Linked DNA regions of Homo sapiens: all the other regions are linked to region 4. A link is a contact called in ENCODE Hi-C or POLR2A ChIA-PET data. All regions are on one chromosome and are shown on one strand. Each heading gives the region's core, a stretch centred on a gene start or an enhancer-like site at or near the end of the contact. The rest is flanking DNA. Distances are from core to core; before and after follow the strand shown.

Evidence for each region. Hi-C counts contacts between places; a loop is a spot of excess contacts on that map. ChIA-PET counts read pairs that join two places held with the same protein, here RNA polymerase II (POLR2A). Pooled maps may share reads with other maps.
Region 1: a map of B cell shows a loop between it and region 4 (32-fold over the local background). The contact joins the promoter of SLF2 here to the promoter of ACTR1A in region 4. A Hi-C loop is called at or near these places in 2 of 168 maps with a recorded cell type or tissue (B cell and naive thymus-derived CD4-positive, alpha-beta T cell), 1 of 37 single-sample maps with no recorded cell type and 8 of 50 pooled maps.
Region 2: a map of ascending aorta shows a loop between it and region 4 (6-fold over the local background). The contact joins the promoter of BTRC here to the promoter of ACTR1A in region 4. A Hi-C loop is called at or near these places in 3 of 168 maps with a recorded cell type or tissue (CD4-positive, alpha-beta T cell, ascending aorta and naive thymus-derived CD4-positive, alpha-beta T cell), 5 of 37 single-sample maps with no recorded cell type and 16 of 50 pooled maps. POLR2A ChIA-PET finds 5 or more read pairs at or near these places in 1 of 52 experiments (OCI-LY7).
Region 3: a loop to region 4 is called in a map of CD4-positive, alpha-beta memory T cell, with 11 times the contacts of the local background. The contact joins the promoter of STN1 here to the promoter of ACTR1A in region 4. A Hi-C loop is called at or near these places in 2 of 168 maps with a recorded cell type or tissue (CD4-positive, alpha-beta memory T cell and naive thymus-derived CD4-positive, alpha-beta T cell), 1 of 37 single-sample maps with no recorded cell type and 13 of 50 pooled maps.
Region 5: a loop to region 4 is called in a pooled map, with 14 times the contacts of the local background. The contact joins the promoter of MRPL43 here to the promoter of ACTR1A in region 4. A Hi-C loop is called at or near these places in 1 of 37 single-sample maps with no recorded cell type and 10 of 50 pooled maps. POLR2A ChIA-PET finds 5 or more read pairs at or near these places in 2 of 52 experiments (H1 and activated T-cell).

What each region holds. Positions count from the first base shown.
Region 1 is chr10:100,911,697-100,914,396 of GRCh38, reverse strand. SLF2 (SMC5/6 complex localization factor 2) reads right to left here and starts at 1,434. Exons shown (of 20, transcript NM_018121.4): 1 at 1,147-1,434. The coding sequence starts at 1,286. RefSeq lists enhancers at 1,285-1,334, 1,355-1,424 and a silencer at 1,645-1,914.
Region 2 is chr10:101,352,873-101,355,572 of GRCh38, reverse strand. BTRC (beta-transducin repeat containing E3 ubiquitin protein ligase) reads right to left here and starts at 1,408. Exons shown (of 15, transcript NM_033637.4): 1 at 1,345-1,408. The coding sequence starts at 1,392. RefSeq lists a silencer at 1,185-1,364.
Region 3 is chr10:103,916,823-103,919,522 of GRCh38, reverse strand. It overlaps STN1 (STN1 subunit of CST complex), which reads left to right and starts at 1,339. Exons shown (of 10, transcript NM_024928.5): 1 at 1,339-1,423; 2 at 1,867-2,061. The coding sequence starts at 1,929. RefSeq lists a silencer at 1,028-1,377 and enhancers at 1,118-1,412, 1,043-1,688, 1,548-1,877.
Region 4 is chr10:102,501,262-102,503,961 of GRCh38, reverse strand. It overlaps ACTR1A (actin related protein 1A), which reads left to right and starts at 1,250. Exons shown (of 11, transcript NM_005736.4): 1 at 1,250-1,362. The coding sequence starts at 1,315. It also overlaps a transcript of SUFU not described here. RefSeq lists silencers at 1-174, 852-921 and an enhancer at 1,272-1,371.
Region 5 is chr10:100,986,173-100,988,872 of GRCh38, reverse strand. MRPL43 (mitochondrial ribosomal protein L43) reads left to right here and starts at 1,376. Exons shown (of 3, transcript NM_032112.3): 1 at 1,376-1,560; 2 at 1,677-1,783; 3 at 1,898-2,604. The coding sequence starts at 1,430. The coding sequence ends at 2,139. It overlaps TWNK (twinkle mtDNA helicase), which reads right to left and starts at 1,330. Exons shown (of 5, transcript NM_021830.5): 1 at 1-1,330. The coding sequence starts at 662. RefSeq lists an enhancer at 1,548-1,617.

The DNA.
Region 1 (2,700 bases), core at 185-2,684, 1.6 Mb after region 4:
ATGTAACTTTCAAGAGGTAGGTTCTCTAAGTTCATATGCACACAAAATGTCCACTGCTTATTTAACAACTGGCTTAAAAAAAAACACACACACACACACAATTATAACAGTTTCACAAACCCTTATCTGAACCTTCTGGGGCCAAATGTGTTTTAGAATTCTGAATTTATCAGATTTTAGGAAGGGGATAACTTGGATGTATTATGGAAAGTCCCCAGTGGGGTCTGGTGCTGCAACCTGTAATCAAATCCACTGACATTTCTCCAGCAAAACATGAATATTCACACTTAATGGGATAAAGACCACAAACAGCCTTACATTAGTTTTAGTCAGATCTGGCTGCCCAGTAAGATGTGGTGCCAAACTTACTGAAAACGTTTTGGTTTTCATAGCTTTCTGGCTTTCAGAGTTAAGATAAGGGATTGTGGGCCTGTACCACAGTATTAGTAACATGAATATTGTTAAAACTTAATACAATTTAACTTAAAATAAAAGACAGTACCAAGTTCGTAGGGAATTTAAACATGTTTTATTGTCAGAGGATGTCATTAGATGAAACTCCCCATCTCATTACATAGCTCCCACAAAATCTTTACAAAAAAATTAGCCTCTTGGAGAGGCGTGAAGTTACTGAAAGAGAAAACACGTCACATTCCAAATCTGCAAGTTCTTTTAAGTATGAACTAGCGTGCACGCTGGACTACAAAGTAATTCGTGGAAGGGATTCCCTCATCACAGGTTACATAATTTCACCCACAACATAGAAAAGGTTTATATTACTAAACCACTAGGATCAGTAGAACTGACAACGTACAGAAAACGATCTAAATATGCATTAAGCAGTTAGGGTCCCGGGTCAAACTCTTGCAAAGGAAAAAAATCACTTTCTTTCTACCTAAGGCGGGTTCTCCGTAGCTGTCCAGGCTGGTGGTCACTAGACCAAGAGCAGCTGCCCAACTACAGAGAAGCAAACTCCAACTCCCAGTAGCCCCTGCGCGGAGGCGGGGCGGGGATTTGCCAGGCCCCGAAATGCCAACGCCTGAGCTCGCGGAGGATGGCGGGAACTGGAAGAGCGGCGGTCTGCAGCCCTCCCCTCATACCCTTGCCCCCGCGACCCGGCCCCTTCTCAAGCCCTCTGCACGGTACCTGTCCCCAGGACTCTCTGTTCTCTTTCCCGCTGCAGCATGGGCGGTACTACCGGGTCTCAGATGGCAGCGCGGGGGCGACGACCCCGGGGCTGGGGATGAGGGGAAACCTGGCCTAGCGGGCATGCAGCGCCTTGTCATGTCGGCGCCGCTGGCGACGGCGGCATGAGCCGTGGCTGGAGAAGTTGGGTGCGTGGTTGCCGTCTTGCTGCTGGGACTCCGGGAGGCTGTCGGAGCAGAGGTGGGCGGCACCCCCTTCTCTCTTCATGGCGGTTCTCTCTTCGGAAGTGACTCCGGCGTGAGCGGGAAGGAACCTGGGGACCAGTAAGGGGCGGGTCTTACTTCATGAATCACGTCTTGATTGGCTGGCACGGTGGTCATTTCGGTGGTGGCGCAATAGGAAGCCGCAGCCTCTCTGGAGAAGGCGGGGCTTGGGGACGGGGGAGGAAGAAACCTCCCCCTCCCACCCCGTCACATGCACTGAGGGCGCGCGCCTCTGGTCCCGGCCGCCTCGGCCTTGGCCGGCGCGCGGGGGCGGAAAGGCGCGGGCAGCAGCTGGCGGACAGCTGACGACACCCGCCTGGTTGAAGGCGAGGGGTGAGGGTTTGCTGAAGCAAACCGGAGCCCGGCAGCTGCCTTCGTTGAGGATGGCCAACACTTGGGCTTCCTGTGTCACACAATTGTGCCTCAGAAATCCGCAGCTGTTCATTACATCGTCTCTTTAACAGCTTAGGCCAAAGTGCCATAATACTGTCACAATTTGCTGAGGGATCTGCACAGCGCGATCCGAAGACTTGTCCATTCTACGACGGTTCTTGTTGAGTGTCAGCGGTAGATTATTTTTTTGTCTTTAAGAAGAAGAAAAAACCCCCAAAAAACTCCATTGGAATAAAGACAGTTGTTAATCCACAAAAGCATTTTGTTTCTCATGAGTTACCATGAAGTCTCTGCAGCCGACTTCCTTGGAGATTTTTTAAAGGAACACAAGGTCAGCTTTCAGTTTTCCATGTTAAGCGTGGGCAGCATAGATAAGTAAAAGCTGCCTGCAATCTCCAACCCTCCTTTGTAAAGGGCTTGTGCTCTGGAGGCTGTTAGCCATGGTTTTCCTTATAAACCGAGAGACTGGTCAGTATCTCTGAACCTCAGCCTCCACATCTGTAAAACGGGCATTTTACTCACTTTTCTGGGTAATTGTAAACCATAAAAGGATAAAACAGTGTACACTGCACAGTTCAGATTCTCTCATGTAACAGGTACAGAGCAAATTATAGTTCCCTTTCTTCCCCAGATAGATTCCTACAGCGAATTTTACTTCTTTACAAAATCTTCCAGAGACAGGTCAAATACTGTTGCAATAACTGTTAACAACCAAAATATCAATTTCAAGATGTCCAAGCTTTAATTGACAGAGTTATTTAATCAGTTGGATGGAAAAAAATCTTAAATGATATAAAATAATTTGGACGGGTCTTTCAAGTTTATTGTATAGAAATTGAACTATTGGCCTGATACAGTTGCTCACATCTATAATCCCAGCAGTTTGGGAGGCCAAGGC
Region 2 (2,700 bases), core at 159-2,658, 1.1 Mb after region 4:
TCAATGTCCCTAAGGCCACCTGTTAAGCTTAAAATCTATGCATTCCATCATTCTTTAGTTGTAACCACAAAGTCTGGTTTTACACCTAGGAAATACAAAAAGCATCAGATTAAAAGCATCAAATATCAGACTATACGAGTTTGCCAAAGATAAGCACAGCAAAAAGAAAAGCGTGATACAAAGTTAAAGAAATATGTTCCAAGGGGTTTAAGCACACCCACAAAATCCAATCTTTGCTCACACTGTGCTTCAACCTAAAACTGACGGGTAACCACAAATCCTGACTTATCCCTGACTTACTTCCCTCTACCAACCTCCACCCTTTTTATCTCCTAAATTTCTCAACTGATCTCATCACTTCTTATGGGTCTTTGCAACTCTCATCTCCACGGCCTTTCCTTTCCCAGAAAATGATACAAAGCACCTGGCCTCCACATTTTACCGTCCCACAATTTACCTTTAAATTTTGTTTTGCTTACCCTATTAGATACTCATTTTGCCCCAATCTCCTGTACCCATGTTTCCCTGACAATCTGCTCTTACTTTTCATCACCTTGTCCTTATTACAGTATTTAGCTTCTCCTTTCAAAGTAGCGTTATGTACCCCTCCCTGACATTTGTAATTCTAGCTTACAGTCAACACCCTTTTCCCCTCCCAGGGACTGTCATTATAGCCCTAGGTCCTCATTCCCAGTCCTTATCTTCTTTAGTGAGGCCTCTTCCCTTCCAGAGTTTGTCAACAGTAGTTTGGCCAAGCTGGGATTCCACCCTCAAGGCAAAGGCTATCCTCCCTCCTCATTCTACAAAACTATAAGCCTCTCACCAGCCCTAGCGTTCCCTCCTCCACCCTTAAATCCATCTGCATCCAGCCCTGCCCGTTCCCCTCTACCCACCGTATCTGTCTTCACTCTATCCCGCGCTCCCTTCCCCAGTCGTGAATGCACCTCCTCTCCCGGGCCTTACCGGTAACCCTGACACCAGGAAGGCCCCGCCAGCGGCCTCACGGCGTTTCTCCAGAGAGCTTCCTCCGCTTTTCAGTAACAGTCCCCACGCCCCTTTCCCTCCAGGGCCCCGCGCGCCGCCTGGAGCCCCCTCCTCGATTAAGCTCCCGCTGTCACTTGGCCTCTCATCCACAAGATGGCGGAGCCGCTGCCCCCACCCCTGGGTCCGCTCCGCAACCCCCAGCCTCCTTTCTGGAGCTCCCATCCCATCCCTCCAGCCGCTCCGCCGCCAGCCTCGGCCCAGGGTCCCGCTGCCCGGTCCCGCAGTGGGCGGGCGGCCCAGGCCAGCGACGCCGCCAACGCCAGCGCCTCCACCGTTCCCCGGCCTCCACCGTCTCCTCACCATAAACTTGAGTGCCTTCTCTTGCAGCACCGCCTCGGCCGGGTCCATAATCGCCGAGGCCACTGGGTCCGCTCTCCGCCGGGGCCGCCCCTTTGGTGCCAGGCCGCAGCCAACGCAGCGCCCGGATCCCGCCTCCTCTTCCTTCCCCCCGCCCTCTCTTACCTCTCAGGCGCAGGCTGAGGGGCCAAGGAGAATCGGCTTCTCCGTGCGCAGGCGAAAGCCCACTGGCTCACGGGATTTGTAGTTCTGGAACTTCCCCCAGGAAAAAAACTGAGGCTACGCCGTGAACCGCAACTCCCACAGTTCACTGCGGCAGCGTTGCGGTTGCCCACAAGCCAGATTTAGATAAGTTGCCATTACGCAGAGGAAATCGGCTGATGGGAATTGTAGTTTACAGCCTCTAAGGATGAGAAACGGGAGGGGCACGGGTGTCTCCGTGGTTACCGAGCGACGCCAGTAGCGGCTTGCCTGGCATTTGATATCAAGATGGCGGCCAATGCCTCACTTGTAGCCCAAATACTAAGAAAAACTGTGGCAAGAATCACGGGTCCTAGGACCTGCCTAACTGTGGTTTTAGGAAGCTGAACGTCCCCAAATTTCATGTATCTGGCATCTGCAGGTTTGCGACCCAGAGTAGCTGGGCCAATGGGCACCTGGCAGCAGCTCACAGACAAATGCGGAATTTCAAGGTCCTCCTAAGCCATCGCCACCCACACTTCTCCCGAGGAATCTTTTCTCCCCCACAGCAAGTCAGGGCCGAATAGAACTCGGTTCAAGAAATTCTCAGTGTTTAGAGCTCAAAAAGCACATAACTTGCTATTGCTAACTGTGGGATGTAAGCCCTGCACTAAGGGTCAAACAGGTACTTAACAAAAGTCCTTCAACGGTGGAATATAATGGCCTCCAGCAAATAAAGCATATAAATATTTTCTTTGGCCTGAAAAGGTACAATATGGGTTTATTTTGGAAATTGGGTCTACCTTAGGAGGAGAAAACTCTAGGGTTTGGTTAAAAGTGATTTAGGTTGTTTTAAGCTGCTATGTTTGTGATAATTGGTTATACAGCCTAAAAAACTGACACACACCCAAATGCCCCTCAGCAGGTGGTTGTATGAACAAATTGTAGCATATTCCATATGTAGCACAGTGGAATATTACTTAGCAATGAAAAAGAACAGTATAACAACAACAACAACAACAAAAGTGATTTAGGGCCAGGCGCGGTGACTGACGCTTGTAATCCCAGCACTGTGGGAGGCTAAGGCGGGTGGATCACCTGAGGTCAGGAGTTCGAGACGAGCCTGGCCAACATGGAGAAACCCCCGTCTCTACTAAAAATACAAAAATTAGTCGGGCC
Region 3 (2,700 bases), core at 90-2,589, 1.4 Mb before region 4:
AGGGGGTTGGTTTCCGTATATTGGCCTGCCTGGTCTTGAACTCCTGACCTCGTGATCTGCCCGCCTCGGCCTCACAAAATGTTGGGATTACAGGTGTGAGCCACCGCGCCCAGCCAGTGTCTTCTCTTAATTAAATCTTAAACCCTACATTTCCTAGTGTTCATTGCAGTAGAATCTGGGCAATGTATTTTACCAAGGACTCTTGTTTTTGAGCTTCTTAAATGGCCGGGGAGGTAATTAAATGCCATGGGTCTAATGACACACACACTTTCCATTCCAGCGGCTCCAAGTTCCTTCTCTGATAAATAGTTTAGCAATTATCTCTTTGGCCACCACCTGCCTCCCCCGGGAATGGTCTGCCAGGGTGATCTGTACTCCCCTGCCATTTTCCAGAGTCTCTGTAAATTAGGAAGAATTCCTGACGTCTCGGGTAACGTAGCTCTTTATGGGAGTGGAACGTGGCTATCTTTCCTCACTTTAAAATAGAAATTCTGGAGACTAAGCACCATCAAGGTGGCCATGATTTACCAAAATGCCAGCTTTTCAAAGTTCTTAAGTGTACAACCTTCCAGACTGTAGACCGAACAAGGGTAAAGGAGACAAAATGTATTGTCATGATTTTGCACGGCTAGTCTCTGGCAGAGTCAAGACCTCACATTCACTCGAGGGCTCAAATTTAGATATTGACATCTCCAAGTGAAACTAGAGTCCTAAGTGTGTGAGTCAGGTCACTTACCAACTGTAAATGAACATTTAAAATATGCCACAATGCACTCGTGGCACTGCTTACTTTTTATCTGTTTTACATATCAGGAATCAAAAAGAAAAATAGTCTGATCCTGACCCAACCTCTAGGAGGCCCAGGTTCAGGGTCCCGCCACCAGCAGGAGGAGGGGTGAAAGGTGACTAGAAGAGCGGCGTTAGAACTGCAGGAATTTCAAGGTCGCCTCCTAGGCCTCAGCGGTGGAGGCTAGCACGAAGGCGGGGCTGCAGCGCTGCCTGAACCAAAAGTACGCTGCGCTGAGGCGGGGCACGGAACGGGCTGGACTTCGGCTGGATGGGGCCTAGCGGATGGTTGGGCCGCGGCGGGATGGGGCGGGGCTTCGGGCGGGATGGGGCGGGGCTTCGGGCAGGATGGGGCGTGGCCGCGGCGGGATGGGTGGGGTCTGGGTGGGATGAGGCGGGACTTCGGGAGAGATGGGGCGGAGCCGTGGCGAGGCGCTGCAGCAGAAAGGAAATGCGCTGGCGGGGAGACCGGGGTTGGTCCCTGGCGGGGCAGGGGGCGGGCTCAGGCCGGAACTCCAGAGACGACCTCAGCCAACTGCTCCTGCGCCGGGCGGGGTCGTCGCCGCCAGCGGCTCCGAGCGCCGGAAGGGCCAGGTCTCAGGGCTCCTGGAGCTGCAGGCGGCGGGAGGGGCTACAAGTGGGTCCATTTTTTAGTATCTTTTTTCCTCCTTTTCTTGGCTCATCCCCAAAAGCGGAAAGTTTAGGGCAGAGCGACAGTCAGACCCATCCACTATGCCCCAACACGTGCAGGGCTGCGAGGGCGCCCGTTCCTCCCGGGACCCCAAGCGGTTTCTGCTACGCCTGTACAGACGTATCTTCCCAGAGTGAAAGTTGATGTTTAGCCGTTCCGAAGTTGGTGCTTTGTGGGAAGGAGAACAGCGGGAGAGCCGTAAGGAACGCAGGCGTCCTGACGTGAGGAACGCCTCTTAACACGCCCCGTGGCATGGAGTTTGACAGGGCCCTGGATCCCTGCGTTCACCCCTCCTGGAGTCCTGGACGCCCACCTGGGAGCAGCGTCAGGGCCGTGCCACTTTGACCCACGTTAAACGCATTGCATCCTCATTTCTGTGTCCCATCTAGATGCTTGACTCAGTGATGCAGAACCTTTCAGAGTTAGCTGGAAGCCACAGCCCTGCCTCTTGATGCAGCCTGGATCCAGCCGGTGTGAAGAGGAGACCCCTTCCCTCTTGTGGGGTTTGGATCCTGTGTTTCTAGCCTTTGCAAAACTCTACATCAGGGATATCCTGGACATGAAGGAGTCCCGCCAGGTGCCAGGTATGTGGCTAGCCACCCTGGGATGCCCTGGGCTGCATCTGCCACCCTTTCCCAAAGTCTCAGAAAGCTGGGATTAGAGGCTTTTAGGAGAGCCTTCCCTGCTGCAGGCTTTGAAAGGGACCTAGCCTGGACCTTCGCATGAGTTCATTTATTTGCAAGGTAAAAAAAACAGTCTAAATCTTTTTTTTTTTTTTTTTTTTTTTAGTAGGTGTTTGGGGGAGTAACTTTTGTACTGGGGTTTTTACCTCCATTTAGGGTCTTTCATGCTTAAAAATGCTCATTTGTTTTTCTTTGGCCCTGCTCCTGTTGGAGAGATCGCTGGGCCAGATATTCCTAGGCCTGGCTCCTTTCCTAAATGTGCCACTTACCTGGTCCGGGCATGTGACTCACCTTCTGCAAAGTCTGGGTTTCTTTGTAAAAATGGAGCTTAACCCTGTGTAATGGAATCTTTTGATTCCTGATATGTAAAGGGGGTTTGTTTTCTTTTGAATTAAGCAGAATCAAAATATTATAAACTCCCTGAGAGGAAGAACATCATCTGTCTTGTTCACCTTTGTAATCCCAGGGCTTAGAACAGTGCCTGGCATATAGTGGGCCCTCAAATAGAAATAGCAGTTGAAGCAACAAGGCATTATACAT
Region 4 (2,700 bases), core at 1-2,500:
GCCTCGGGGCGGCGGGGCGCTAAGGGGGGCGGGGCGCCGGCGCACCCTATCCAAGCACCCATTGGCTAATGTCTGTGCCAGTCACAGGCAGGGAAGGTGTGACTTGACAATAGGCCCCGCCTCCCCTCCCTGTGTTGGGAGTGTCCCAAGGCTCTTGGTCTCCCCCTAGTGTTAGGAGGAACCCAAGTTTAGAGATGCTGAGCACCCTCTGAGGTGCTAAGGTCCCACGAAAGCAGCGAGAAGTGCGCCAACAAAGGATTTGTTACTGTTTTGCTGACGCGCTGCTAACTAGGATTTAAACATAAATCTGACAATGGATTGATTCATTCATCCATGGGGCGTTAGTATTAATAGATGATAATAAATCTAATGTTTTCTAGGGCTATTGACAAAAAGGTCCCTGAAATTTCAAGGGGGCTGGGGGAGAACATAATCCAGAGAAAAAAATGCACTGGGCTCATTTGAAAGCAGTGACACATAACCTCTCTTCACCTCCATTTTCTCAACCATCAGTGTCAATTCTAGCTCGTTATGAAAATTAAAGAGATACTCGAGCAGTTTCTGAAACCCTTAGATGATGTTTTAATGACCAAAAGATTACCTATACCAGTAGTTCCAATTGCCAATCTTCGGATCAATGTTAGCCTGTTATGCAGAAAAAAAGAAAATGCAAAAGGCAACGACAATGTACAGGTTTTTAAACTTAAAGCTAATTTTATGCAATTTAAATTGTTTTCCTTTGTTGTAGGAATATGTCCTCTCGCGTACGTGTGTTAACATTTCCTTTTTGTTAGAGTGTGAGGTGCTAGGAGATGTTTATTAAAGTCTTACAGACCCAAATAAAAACATGAGAACCTTATATTGTCTAAGGGAACGTCGGGGGGAGTGGCAGGGCTGATCTGCAAAATCCAAACATCCATGAATTACGACCAATCCAAACCGAACTACAGACAAGTACTCGAGAAGACTACATACCTCAGCATGCACTGCGAACTCCTTCAAAGGGACTACAGATCCAGGCATGCAACATGACCATCAACCTGTGTCTCTGGCTGTTTAATCTAGGGAGACCACAAATCCCAGGGTACTGCGCATTGGAAATGCGACTCCCAATCTTAAACTAGGCGGGCAACAAAGCAAGCTAGATCGCTAACCCAGGCGCAAAGCTTGCTGGGGATTGTAGTTCTTCAGAGGCGAGGTCGGGCCGCTCCCTCGCCGCCCTGAACCGGCGGCTAGACTGCGCATGCGTGTCAGTGGCGCTAGCGGCGGACCCGGCTGGGCAGTTCCTTCCCCAGAAGGAGAGATTCCTCTGCCATGGAGTCCTACGATGTGATCGCCAACCAGCCTGTCGTGATCGACAACGTGAGTTGCGTCTTTCCTATCTATAAGGGGACTTGGGCTCTCCTCCTCGAAAGGATCGCTTCCCGGGGTTCAGCCTGAGCCGCCGGCTCTTTGTCACTGGCCCGGCCTGTCAGGCGCGTTCAGCCACCGCCGCCTCCTTCCTCCCCTTATCACATAGTCCGCAGGCAAGGCGGCCAGCCAGCAAAAGTGGGATGGAGAACTCTGGAGTGGATAAAGGAAAGAGTTATAGTCCAAGCCAGTCCTTGGGCCCTTGGCTCTAGGGGCCTTAACCGCTGTGTGAGATTCCCGTCGCCCGCCCTCTCCCCCATTTCCGATCGCTCTATTGGTTGCTCTGGCTGTCCATCTTAGCCAATGATACCGCCTCTTAGCCTTGCCGGATGAGGCTAGGCCTCTGCGGTGATTGGCTCACGCCCCTGCCATTCTTCCTTGCCGCCATATTGTTTTCCCTCTTGAAGGGGCGGGGCAGTGCTCCAGGGCTGTGGGGATTGGCTTCCGGGACTCTGGGTGGTGGGGCCTAGAGGCGAGTGCCCGCCCGCGGGTGGAGAACGGCTAAGTTTTCCTTCGGTCTCAGCCGGCGCTGCGGCTTGGTGGTGTGGATCTGGGTGGGGCCCGAGAATCTGGTGCCAGAAACCGCTGTAGGATGTCAGCTATTACTGTGATTATAAATTACAAAGTTGGTAAAGGTCGAGAAGAAAGGAGAGTGACAAAGGAAGCAGAGAGGTTGTCCTCCTCTTTGGAACGCCTAGTTCTTACGGGGAAAAAATTACCAAACTTAATATTTGCCTGGCGCTCTAGCGCTTCCAGGGCGTTTTCACATACATTCGAGTTGGATCCTCACAAAAACTGGACGCATAGTTTAAAAGGAACTTTGATCTTCGTGTTACCGATGAGAAAACTGAAGCGCGAAGACGTAACGTGAGCCCAAGGTCACATAGCAGAGGTGCCCTAAATCCAGTACTTTATCCGTCATCCCTTTTGCCAGCACCACCATGCAGAAGCATCAATATTGACCAATAGAAAGAATCTAAATACTGCTCTTATTTTGGGGGGAAAGGAGAAAATTGTAAAACGACTGCATTTCTGCCTTCGATTCAAAGCTTTGGTCCCACAGAGATTGATCCCTGTCTGTGTCCCTTGTAGGTCCCTCCATTGAGGCAAAACTACCAGTTCCCTCTGTTGTAAGCTGACTCTGTCAGATTCCCTTTGTTGATTCAGCTCTTGGGACCTTAGGCATATTACAATGTTCTCGTTTAAGCTTCAGCTCTGTTAGGTAGATAGGAATTACTATCCCCAGTGTATGCAGGGATGTTAAATAACAGATTTCAAACCATCCAGTTT
Region 5 (2,700 bases), core at 127-2,626, 1.5 Mb after region 4:
AGCTTCAGGCCTCGTAATCCTGAGCCCCCAGGGGAGAACCAAGGGAAGACAAGACTGCGAGCAGGTCGCAGATATCGCACACTGAAACGCTTGAGTGTGTCATCTGTAACCTTGGTAAGGCCAAACATTGTATCAGCCAGCTGAACCTCCTCCTGATCAGGCAGCTCCCAGAGAGGTATTGCTCGGTTCCAGATCCTCCGGACCTCCTCGCTGTCCTCAAATTCTGGTGCCTTGCTAAGCAGAAACCCCTCCCTGGCCCCATCCCCTCGCCCCTCCACGCTGGCCTGGAAGTCTTCCCAGCTCCCTTCTGCTAGGCTGGTCATGCAGAGAAAGTGGCCTGTGGTCTTGTCAATGAAGAGGCTGAAGGAAGTGGTAACACCAGTCTGGCCTTTGAGCTGTGAAGACTCTGCAAAGGGGCTCAGTGCCCGCAGGCAACTGTGACCATCCTGGAAGGGGATCCCATGCCCCCGCAAATACTGGCGGATTTCAGTTGCAGTTACAGGCAACACTGGCATATCCAAGGCTTGGAGAGTCTCCTTCCTGTAACGTCTGCGAGGAGGGCCTGGGGCCAAGTTTCGGGGCAGGCCCCTCCGACCCATCCACTCCCCACGCAGGGGTAACAAGATACGGAGGGGGTACCCACTTCGGAGGAGGACCCACATTCCTAGCCAAATGTGGGAAGTCACTACTTGAAATGCCTTAGGTGCCTGGTTAGCGTGCCTTCACTAGACCAAACTCTAGGGATATCCCACGCAGCACTCTGCAGAGCTCACTCTAGGTGCATTCTTTCTCTCCATGAATTTCTCCTCTTCAGCCCCTCTACGTTGCTGCTTCACACATATGCCCATCTACACGACCCTTTCGCGTCCACGTCCTTCTACAATGGCTCCCCCACCTCTATGGTCCGTTAGTTAGTTTCTCTCCGCCACCTCACCTCTATGACCCTCTATACAGTTCCTCACTGACACAGTTTCTTTGCATCATCTTCTCACCTCTACTGCTCCTCCACAGCATCTCCTCGTCGTCCTCATTTCTATAGTCATCTGCATCCTTTTTGTAGTCCCTTTGCCCTAGGCCCCGACTAGAGACCCTCTTCCGCTTCTCCTTCCCCTCACTGGGACCTCAACACGGCGAGAGCACCCAGCACGACTCCCGCCAATCCCCCGGCCCAAAGGAATGCCAGTCTCTATCCTCCCCCGTGTCTTCACTCCGCTCTACTACTCCGAGCTCCGCCGCGCCGGCCCCCAGCCCCAGGTTACCACTTTTCTCTCTCCCACTTCGCCGGCAACGTGAGTCTCCCGCACATGCTACTCGCCTTGACCTCGGAAGCAAAACTCCGGGAGCGGTCGTCCCGGAACCGGAAGCCTCGAGGTTTAGTCCCGCCCCCCTCTCCTCGCTGCTTAGGCTCCGCGGCCTCCAAGCTGTAGCTATGACGGCGCGCGGGACTCCGAGCCGCTTCTTGGCCAGCGTTCTCCACAACGGACTGGGTCGCTATGTGCAGCAGCTGCAGCGTCTGAGCTTCAGCGTCAGCCGCGACGGCGCCTCGTCTCGCGGCGCCAGGTGAGCCAAGGGAAGTGCGCAGGCGCGGGTCGGGGTGGGTGTGGAGGTGGCAACGACTCCCCGGGTAGGTCGCCCCCAGTCAGGGGTCATACTGCTCACTGTCCCGGGTCGCTTAGGGAGTTCGTGGAGCGGGAGGTGATCGACTTCGCCCGACGGAATCCAGGGGTCGTAATATATGTAAACTCGCGTCCGTGCTGCGTGCCCAGAGTAGTGGCCGAATACCGTGAGTGGGGCCGGGCTCGGGCTGGAGGGCGGGATCAGGGGCTCGACCCGCTATCCTCCTTCTCGCTTGGTCGCACCGGCCAGCTTCCACCCACTCTCACCCCTCTTCTGCCAGTTAACGGGGCTGTGCGCGAGGAGAGCATCCACTGCAAGTCGGTCGAGGAGATCTCGACGCTGGTGCAGAAGCTGGCCGACCAGTCGGGCTTGGACGTGATCCGCATCCGCAAGCCCTTCCACACCGACAACCCTAGCATCCAGGGCCAGTGGCACCCCTTCACCAACAAGCCGACCACGTTCCGCGGGCTACGCCCCCGAGAGGTTCAGGATCCTGCCCCAGCCCAGGTGCAAGCACAGTGAAGAGTTGCCCCACCAACTGCAGCCCCAGGCTTTGGACTGTTACTCCGGTAAAGGTGGTTCTTCCCCTTTGGGATTCCAAGCCCAGGCAAATGGAACCCATCAATGGGCAAGTTGACAGAGGTTCTGCTTGGGATAATGAAGAGCTGCCTGTTTCTTTCCAGTGCCTGCTTCTGGGGGCAGTGACCTTGTGAACCACTCATTTTTATGCAAGTGGCATCCCTAAAACCTGAGATGAGGAAGACTTCAAGGGTTTTACAGGGCCCTTGTTTTTTAAATCCAAATTGATAATAATGATCTCAAAACACAGTGAGAGGTCTGAAGGCTGGCTTCTGAAGAATCCCTGATGTCTTATTGGAACAACCACTGAGCTACGGAGAGCTCTGCTGTGATGGGCTAGGCACTTTATATCTGTGTGAATACAGATTTATAAAACAGGTTAATAAACTTATCCAAGGTCACATTTCAGGTCTGTCTTCAAAATGTGTGCATATGTTAAGCACAAGCCTCAGTTTTCATTATTTTAAAACTAGACGCAGAACATATAACAACTGTCAGGTGGTT